2 separate regions of the Mus musculus genome follow, and region 1 is linked to region 2. The links are chromatin contacts, found by Hi-C or POLR2A ChIA-PET in ENCODE. All regions are on one chromosome and are shown on one strand. The core of a region is the stretch at or near the end of the contact, and the rest is flanking DNA. Distances in the headings are between cores, read along the strand shown.

The links. Hi-C counts contacts between places; a loop is a spot of excess contacts on that map. ChIA-PET counts read pairs that join two places held with the same protein, here RNA polymerase II (POLR2A).
Region 1: a loop to region 2 is called in a map of CH12.LX, with 4 times the contacts of the local background. The contact joins the promoter of Anln here to the promoter of Pigyl in region 2. A Hi-C loop is called at or near these places in 11 of 37 maps with a recorded cell type or tissue (CH12.LX, Patski, adrenal gland and 4 more). POLR2A ChIA-PET finds 5 or more read pairs at or near these places in 3 of 5 experiments (Patski and embryonic stem cell).

Annotation. Positions count from the first base shown.
Region 1 is chr9:22,386,447-22,391,264 of GRCm38, reverse strand. Anln (anillin, actin binding protein) reads left to right here and starts at 2,059. Exons shown (of 24, transcript NM_028390.3): 1 at 2,059-2,295. The coding sequence starts at 2,278. It also overlaps a transcript of 9530077C05Rik not described here.
Region 2 is chr9:22,153,326-22,158,724 of GRCm38, reverse strand. It overlaps Pigyl (phosphatidylinositol glycan anchor biosynthesis, class Y-like), which reads right to left and starts at 1,879. Exons shown (of 2, transcript NM_001082532.1): 1 at 1,812-1,879; 2 at 370-993. The coding sequence starts at 730. The coding sequence ends at 515.

The sequences.
Region 1 (4,818 bases), core at 810-3,309, 230 kb before region 2:
GGATTGTATGCATTACCACCATATCCAGCAATGATTTTTTAAAAAGATTTATCTATCTATCTATCTATCTATCTATCTATCTATCTATCTATTTATTTATTTATTATATGTAAGTACACTGTAGCTATCTTCAGGCGCACCAGAGAGGGCATCAGATCTCATTATGGGTGGTTGTGAGCCACCATGTGGTTGCTGGGATTTGAACTTTGAACCTTTGGAAGAGTAGTCGGGTGCTCTTACCCACTGAGCCATCTCACCAGCCTGATTTTTTTTTTTTAAATGAGAAAAGTTATTCCAGCTTATAAGCTTAAGAAAGAACTGCTATGGGTCAGAGACTCACACAGAAATGTTAGGAGACAACTGCAGTGGTCTAGGGGTGTGCTCTTGAATCTGTAGCATGGCTTCTGGGATAGACCAGCTTCATACATGGGAGCTATTGTACTGGTGGGTGCTGCTATCCTTATTACCACTATGATCAAGACATTAATGAAAGGTCAACGCTACAGGGCGTGGTAGTAGGAAAAAAAACCTACAAGTTTAGAGTAGCAATACTGCTTTATCCATGCTAGCTAGAATCAAATTGTTTACAATGAAACCAAGGATTACAGAGGCAACAGCCCGAAGGCACAACGGCTACATAAATTTCCAATGACTCATTCCCAAGACTGACCTACACAGCCACACCCCAAGTACCCACACCCCTTTTCCTGTTCAGTGCTTGAAAAAAAATTCAGGCATCCGTTCCCTTTGGTTTATAGGTAGCAAATTCTAACAACCCCACACACCACACACTTAAACAAAGCTCCTTCCATTTTCTATCATTTCACAGCTCCAAGGCACCAAGGAAATTTATTATTCTTGTTATACTGTGGTCCCAAGGATCTGAATTCTTAGAAGTTGCTCTTAAAGAAGTTCTTATTCCATGCCCCAAATTCAGTTTATTACAATCTATACATTTTTAAATTCTTTATTACTTAGAAAAACATCATTAATTTATTTCCTGTGTGTGTGTGTGCAGGTCAGAGGACAATTTGCTGGAACTGGTTCTGGGTCTAGAATTCAGGTCCCAAGACTTGGTAGCAAGCGCCCTCATAGCTAGCATGTGCTCTGTCGCTGGCCCCAAGCTTCCTATTTTTATTTAGCTTTGATTCTGGACTTGACCCTTCAACACTTTCAGTTTTTCTGTTCAATAAGCACAGTTGATCCTGTTATGGACTCATTTAGGACACAGAGACTCAACCATAAACCTTGCTACCATACATCTGTTTTACACAATCTCGTAAGGACTTTAGCTCTCACAGCACCAACCTAGGCACAGAGATTTTGGTGCTTTGTCGACCTTTTGACGTATAAAGGCAAACAGTTCTACTACCAGAGGTTTGGCAACCCATCTTTTTAGACACATTCTTGGAAAGCCTAGCAGAATGTCAAATGGTAAGACACTGTGAGGGTCTCCAAAAGACCCTCCCAGGAAGAGGAAAAGGAAAGTCAGATTAAAAGTTACTCGTGCAATAGTTTGTCCTGCTTTCTGCCTGTTAAACGGGAACTTTTATTAAATATGGACTTTCCGATTGTCCCTTCTCTCAAAGTGTTCTCACTGCTGGCTTTGGGTAGTTGACTGGGATTTAAAACCGAAGGGTCTGTTACTGTCATCTCTTTTCCCCACCAAACAAAGAACTAGTCACTGGCTGAGAGTGTGGGGACCCGCCAGAGTGGTCTCTCAGGAGGTCAAGCTGGCTGTCTAGTCCCACTTCTGGTGGCAGGATCAGGCCCAAAGGCCAGAGGGCCGGACCGGGTTCGTAAGGCCCACGGAGGAAGAAGGCAGGGCGGCGGGAGCTGACAGAGTCAGGAAGGGACCCGCTACGGCGTGCGTGGGTGCGTGCGGGATGGCAGGGCCCTCTCCCTAGGCAGTTCAACGGCAGAACCGTCTCCACCCAAGCGGAGGAGAGAGAGCAGTGCTCGCAGCTCCGGACCAGTCCCAACTTGGCCGCATCACGTGACCTAGCTCAGGGGCGGGGGCAAGCGGCCCGCCCGGCCCCGCCCACCCCGCGCGCATGCGTGTCGTCCGGGGCGCTGAAATTCAAATTTTGAACGGCCGTGGTAGCCTACCGACTCCGTGGGTGCGGAGGGCAGAGCCGACTGGGTGTGAGAGCGCCCGCCGCCTCGACTGCAGTCCTCCTCCAGGAGCTGCGCCGAGCCTGCACTCACTTCTTTCCTCTTCCTGAGTTTGAACCGTCGGACCCACCGTCTAGCCGTCCACTGGTGAGGCCTGGGGCGATGGACCCGTTTACCGAGGTGAGAGACTCTGCGGGCGCTGTGAACCATGACCCCTGCCGACTCCGGGACCCCCGCCCGCGCTGTCAGCCTGCGGCCAGCGTGGCGCGTGCGCACAGCGAGCGTGCAGCCGGACGGAAGCCGCGGGGTCGCAGCCGCCCCGGCTTCGCTGCTCCGTCCCTGGCTCTGGGGAAGGCAGGGCCTCAAAAACCCCATGCAAACCCCGAGCTCTGTAGTCGTTTAGCCTTCCTCCACTCCCCCAAGTGCTGGCTCGGGGTGTGAGCGCCTGGGCGCTCTGGCTTGAGCCTGCCCCCCCGGCTCCCGGGACTTAAAGCACGCTTCCCTCCATCCTTCATCCGTCTTGCTGTGACCCGGGAGAGTGCCGCTCAGGGGCCTAGTGGGACAAGCCCTGCCCTAAAGCTGGAATAGTTGGCAGGGTGGAGTCGGCCCAGTGACTCGTACTGTGTGCTTGGAATCTGATGGAAGTGATAAAGGACTTCACAGGCCCAGAGGAGCTTGAGCGCTTAAGAATCCTGTGATGAAACCACCGAAGTCTAAATGAGCAGGTGCTTTAGCCTGGCGTCCTTCATAAGTCACGGCTCTACTAACTTTAGAAAGAAAGTCTCATGCACAGGGTTGATACTGGTTGAAAGGAAACAGGGCTTATAGTTACCTCAGCGTGTACAAAACAAAATTATAAGTGTATGCTGTAGGGTTGGTACACCTCAGTGTTTATGTAGCGTATCATTTCAACAATGCTTTCCTCATCTCTTCCTTGGAAATAAGGTCTAGATTCCGTTGTTAATCTTATTATTTATGCCTAGTTTTAGCTTCACGTTGCAGCTGTACACCGACATTCAGGATTGCGTGTTGCTGTTGGCCCATTCTTTTATTGCAGGACAGTTCCTCTTTTTCTTTTGCTTCAAGCTGTTCTTTAAATTTCAAGACTTGTGAGTTTTGTAAAGTGGGCATACAGTGTTTCTGTACTACATTGAAAAATGTCGTAGAGGATAGTAATAATTTATTTTGGGTAGTGTAGTTAACAATTCCATAAGCTAAGCCCAAGATACTAGTTAAGGATTTCAACAATTAAAGATTTCAACTTGACAGTTATGCTGCCCCACACACCCTGTGCTCCGTTTGAAGTTCTCAGTTATCTTGAGGAAAACAACATTTTGATAACGTTAGAATTTCTAATAGAGGACTGGAGAGATGGCTCAGCTGCCAAGAGCACTGGCTTCTCTTCCAGAGAACCTAGGTTCAATTCCCAGCACCCATTTGAGTCTCATAAAAGCCTGTAACTCCAGTCTCGGGGAAGCTAATGTCTTCTTCTGGCCTCCAGGGACCCCAGATACATATGTGGTACCCAGACATACTTGTGTATGGTATCCCTATACAGACAAATAAATGAATTTGAAAAAAATTCATTTTAATAATAATAGAAGCAGCCACGACATATTTTGTAGCAGCTATAGCGAATAGGGACAATTATTCACCAAATATTTGTCACTTACATTGAATCTTTAAATTTTTATTTATATGAGCCAGGCTTTGTGGCGCATACCTTTGATCCTAGCGCTCAGCGGGCAGAGGCCTGAGGATCTCTTGAGTTCAAGCCAGCCTGTTATTCCAAATGCAACTAATATATATAATCATTTTCCAAGACAAGGTTTATATGTGTGTGTGTTTGCACATTGACTTATGAGTTTGAATTTTTTATTGAAAGCATTCTTAAAACTTGCATGCAGTAAAGTTACCACAATTCTAGATAGTATTGACTTTAAAAATGATATTTTGTGACTAAAAGAATAAAATTACTTAAAATAGTGCTATATACAGGAACAAAACTCTTTGGAAAGTTGGTTGAAATTTGTCCTTTAACTTAAAAATATCCTTTTGAAAGTAGTTCAAAACTCAGACCAAAAAATCTTCTTGTTTGGGTTCTTTTAGAATGTGTTTGAAAATGTGCATGCCTTAATGTGTAGTTTATATTATAAAAGCTAGGTCAGTTGCAGTTAGAATAACAGCTTTGAAATCTTTTCCTTAATTGGTAATGAGAACACAGAGTGAGTTCCAAGACTAGGTGCTCAGTGATAACATTCAGAACATTTTTGTACTGTGAAATGAGTTTCTAACACAGTTTTGTGTGTGTTTGTTTGCTAAAAGGGACTGAATGTCAGTATAAAATAACTTTCTCAGCAAGGTTCTTACTCAAAACCATGCAACACAGAAAAATTACTTGAGATAATTTTTTAAAGTCCTCTCAGGGTGATTTTTTAGCATGATATAATGCCACCATAAAACAGAAAAGAAATTATCGTGTTCTATCAATGCCAGGACATTAAGACTCTATTCTCTTAATGATTCCTGTTTCAAATGCTACAGTCCCGGTAAGCACTCTGTGCTTAGGCCTCGCCTCCCTGCCACCCTGGTGTCCAGCATGCCCTCCCTCACTTTGCCTGCCTTTTCTGCTTTATAAATGCACACTTAACCACCAGTTTGCAGCGCGCCCTCCAGACCTTCACTGAGAGTCGCTTTCACAGG
Region 2 (5,399 bases), core at 630-3,129:
TGGCTTGGCGTTCCTGAAACCCTGGGTTCCTCCAGCACCACATGAATGGATGTGGAGCTCTTGCCTATAAGTTTAGCACTCAGGAGGTAGAGACAGGAAGGTAAGGAGGACAAGGTCTGCCTCTCACAGCTTGAGGTTCCCCAGAACTAAATGAGAAGGCAATAGGCGGGCAGAGAGATGGCTCAGGGGCTAAGAACATGAACTCGCATCCTTTATGGATGATCTGAACACAGCTCCGGTAGCCTACAACTGCCTGTACCCCCAACTCCAGGGACCCATCACTTGCATGGCCTCCTTGGGCACCCACACTCACATGCGCATACCCACACACAGACACACAATTAAGAACAAATCTTAGAAGAAACAGTCTTTGGATGAAGGCTGGTCGTGTTCCTCTCCCATAAGACATTTTATTGAAAAGTATTTTTCAGCTACAAAAGAATCTGCAACAGCCAGGAACCTCCGGCCATGCCCCACTCCGCAGGCAGCCCGAGCAGGAGGGGCCTCGGCTCCCCTAGTTATGTCTGAAGAGCTTCAGGCCCATCCATGTCCACAGATGGAAGAACACGTACACAGGCACGGTGACCGGCAAGAGCAAGCTGTAGAAGCACAGGCTGCTGGCGCTGGTGCAGCCCTCTGGGAAGCCTTCCTCCACGGAGGCGGAGTAGAGCAGGCCTGCCAGCGAGACCAGTGGGATGAGGACGGTCATGGTGGGCAGGGACCGGATCATCTTCCTCCCTTCTTAAAAGGTTAACTGTCTCAAGAAAACTCAGTTGTTTGAAAAGTTCTGTTCTCGTGCGGGTGCGCTCTTGTCTTATCTTCCCCTTGTCCCGACTCCTCATTCACCCAGGCATGCTTCCCAAGGGCACGCAGAAAGTCCAGGGGTCCCAGGCCGAAGGTGCCGGCTCCTCAGCCTCCGCGTCACACGCAGCGGTTACCAGCGACTGCAGACACCACCTGTGTCCCTCGCAGCGCAGGCGAGAGGTCTTTTAACTGTATGAGAAAAATGCAAGATGACAAGATGAAGGGCAGGCGACGGGAAGGGAGAGGAAAGGATGGGGAAGCAGCCAGTACCAGCACTGAGTAGGTTAGAGACAGGATTGCTGGAACCGGCAGGCTGGCCTCGAACGTTGTGATCCTCCTGCATCAGCCTCCCCAAGCCACCACATCCGGCTAGAAAGAAGCCTTTAAAAAAAGGAGTGTCCTCCAAAACTGCCTATAGTGACCCCCATCAGAGGTATCAGTATTGAGGAGGCAGTGACAAAAGAACGGCTGCCAGACCATGCTTAAAACACTACAAGTGTCATGAATTACTTTGGGAAGTAAGCAATTTGAAAAACAGAATGAAGGACAGGTGGACTGATAATGTTTTTGTGAACTGGGGAAGCGGAATGCGACCTACAAATCCGGGTTCGCTTCAGACATCTGAGTGAGGCTTTCTATACGAGGACTGGCTGGGAACCAGCACCAGAACCTGGGGCCAGGTCACGAGCCACCCGCGGTCAATGCACAGACCGAAGACAGCGCCATCCCTTGGGCGCAGTCGCCTCGGGGACCAGAAGGGGCAACGAGCCCGCTGCAGTCTCTGACCGACGGAGGGACAGAGCCGAGCCGAGCCGAGCCGAGCCGAAGAAAACCGAGCCGAGCCGAGCGGGGCAAGACAGGACAGGGGGAACCCGGCCGAACCGAAAACGAACCAGCCAGACAAACGGAGTCGGCGGCGTCCATGGCGCAGACGCCAAGCTGGCGCGAGTCCCGCCCCAGCCGGTTTCAACAGCTCCTCCGCTCGTATTTCGAGACCCTCAACTCACCGTTTGCAGGCCTGTAGGAGTCCGGTCCCTTCGGCGCCTGGCGGTGACAGTCACCGCCCCACGAAGGCGGGACAGCCCGGCCAGCCGCCCAATCAAATCCCTGCAGGGGCGGGGTGAGGAACCCAGATCCCGCGATGGAGCCGGTCCGCGCGTGCTCATTGGACAGTTCACCTTGCCTTCGCTCCCAGGCTCAGGCTCCGCCCCCGTGGTCTTGATTGACGGGTGAGGCCAGAAAGACTCTGAGAGCACCGGATAGCTAAGGATCCCATCGTCTCTGGCTGGGCGTCCCCTATGCTAGTCCTGCTGGAAGTAGGAGAGGAACGTATTTGCCACAGTTTATTCATGGCGCTCCAGAGCAGACAGTGGGGTCTTTCTGCACTGAAAAGCCTTCCCCACTTTTTTTTTTTGGTTTTTCGAGACAGCCCTGGCTGTCCTGGAACTCACTCTGTAGAACAGGCTGGCCTCGAACTCAGAAATCCACTTGCCTCTGCCTCTGCTGGGGTTAAAGGCGTGCACCACCATGCCCGGCTGCCTTCCCCACTTCTAATTGATAAACTTGAATCCTGAATCGCACCTGGCCTCAGCCACTATCATCTATCCTCTTAAGCAGCGGAAAGATGACTGATACATTATTTTACGTATGAATCGGTAAATGGCAAAATAATAGTTTGTGCTGATGAGATGGCTCAGCGAGTATAGGCGTTTCCTGCCAGGTCAGACTACCTGAGATCGACCTTCCGGTACCCACATGGTGGAGAACTATTTTCCTCTGACCTCCACACATGTATTGTGGCACACCTGAGTGTACTCCCGCAAAAAGTGCAAAATGAAGTTTTAAGAGAAAATGTAGCCAAGCACACTCCTAATCCTAGCACTCCTTAGGCAAAAGCTAGCGGATTTCTGTGAGTTCGAGACCAGCCTGGTCTACATAGCAAGTTCCAGGTCATCCGGACTACATAGTAAGACGATGAGTGTGTGTGCCTTGGGGTTGGGGGGAGGGACGGTGTTCGTAAATGCTGTCCACGGGGCCGGCCACTGCCTTGCCTAGTGAGGCAGTGTTATCTCTGATCCCAGCGTAAAGAAAAATGAGGCTGAGCTAGGATTCTGCACAGTACTGCACAGGAAGCTCCATCCCTTAATCTTCCCGCAAGCTAAAAGATCAGAAAGTTTTTCTTCTCAGAGGTAAGTAGTGGTATAGAGTCCGTGCAGCTTCTGTTGCAACCACAAGGTGGCAGGAGAGAGCTGAGGACAAACCATCCTATGGTTTACACAGAGCAAGTAACAAACATTTTTTAATTTAAAAATTTAAAATCGGAACAAAAAATAGCCAGCAAGATAGTTCAAGAGGTAAAGGCACTCACTACACACGCCTGTGAAAAGGCCAGTATTGGCGCAAGATACCCAAGACCAAGTTCTTAGCGTAGAGGGGTTTTGCCCCAAAGTTCAAAGGGCAGGGAATAAGAGCCAAAGACAGGAGATAGAGGATGAGGGAGAAGGGGGGTGGGGGGGGTCACAACAGACAGGATGATGACAGCACAGCAAAGGACTGCCTCTGGGTAGAGGGGAGAAAGACGTGGTGCACAGGGAAATGGCGGTTTAAAAAGGTAAAGAGGAAACCCCGTGTTAGGACAAGGTGTTTTTTGTTTTGTTTTTTCAAAGGTTTACTTTTTGCGGGGCAGTGGTGGTACGCGCCTTTAATCCCAGCACTTGGGAGGCAGAGGCAGGCGGATTTTGAGTTCAAGGCCAGCCTGGTCTACAGAGTGAGTTCCAGGATACCCAGGGCTACACAGAAAAACCGTGTGTCGAAAAAACAACAACAACAACAACAACAACAAAAGATTTACTTTTAATGAATATGAGTACACTGTCGCTCTCTTCGGACATACCAGAAGAGGGTGTCAGAGAGATGAGGGGCAGACAGCAGAGGGGTCACGATCTATCATGGAGGGACTTCATTGCAGAGACTCAAGGCAGAAGTTTGAAGCAGAAACCACGGAGGACCACTTCTTACTGGCTTGCCTCTTCTCCCACACTCAGACAGCTTTCCATGTAACCTAGGCCCACTTGCCTAGGTTTGTTACCGCCCACGATGGGCTGGCCGCTCCTATATCAGCTAGAAACCAAGAAAATGCCCCAGAGACAGTCCCACAAGCCGATCTGATGGATGTAATTCTTCAATTGAGGACCCTTCTCCCCAGATGACTCTAGTGTGTACCAAGCTGATGGTAAAAACCAACCAGCAGGATGCATATGCACCTGGCCTACGTCTTGCACACACTTTACCCTTTTACAAGTAAGGGCGTTTCAGTCTAAGATTTTCATTAGAGCCTCTACAGTCATGGTACCTTTAAAAATGTCTTTCTCAATTGCCATTTCCCCCTTTCTCTACTAGCTCTCCTTAACCTTTAGGTTAATTTTTTAAAATATTTTTTAATTTATTTTATGTATATCATGTGGTTGATGGGAATTTGAATTCAGGACCTCTGCTCACTCCGGTCAGCCCTGCTCACTCCGGCCTAAAGATTTATTTATTATTATATCTAAGGACACTGTAGCTTTCTTCAGACACACCAGATGAGGGCATCAGATCTCATTACAGGTGATTGTAAGCCACCATGTGGTTGTTGGGATTTGAACTCAGAACCTTCAGAAGAACAGTCAATGCTCTTAACTGCTGAGCCATCTCTCCAGCCCCCTCGGTTAATATTTTAATTGTCACAGCTTGCCTGGTAAGTGACAAGATGAAAATGCATTCTTTTTTAATTTAAAGGAATTGTGTGACTATCTCACAAATCTGTAATTAAGTTCTTCCTAAATTGGTGACTTATATCTCCACATAGCAGCTCACAACCACCTGTAACTCCAGTTCCAGGCCATGTAACGCCTCTTCTGGCCTCTTCGGGCATTGCACGCAGTACACAGACATGTGCAGGCAAAATGCCCATATACATAAGCAAATCTATAAAACATTTTATTTCATTTGTTTATTTGTGTGTGGACACACATGCTTCTGTGCCACATTGAGCATGGAGAGGTCAGAGGAGAATTTATGGCAGTCATTTCTCTCCTTTCTTCATGTGGATCCCAGGATTCAAACTCAGGTTGTTAAACTGGCAGTGAGTTCTTTTGTCCACTAAGCATCTTTCCAGCTCCAGTTCTGATTCTTTCCTTTTGAAGATTTTCAGAGATTTATATCTTAGACTCTGCCTCCTGCTGCAGCCCCAGATTAAGGCTTTCCTATGTTATGGAATCTGCTTAGATCCAACACAACTCAAATACCAGGTCAAGGCGATGACAAAATTATTGTAATCAAGCCACTACTGAGTGATCAGGGCCAGAGATCAGACCCGTGAGCTGAACTGCAACCCTGGAGGAAAGTCGCACAGCATATTTAAAGGACAAAACCGTAAAGCTAGGTAAGCAGGGTAGACTGTGGCATTGCTCAATCATATTTGACATAAGGGGTTAGCAAGGGAGTTTCCACTAATCAGGATAGGAGTTGGATCCCAGGCCTGGGAACTTGAATTTAGTTTGAAGCCGACAGCAAGATGGAGAAGCTGTCCTTGAGATAGCTGAACTCAGACAACT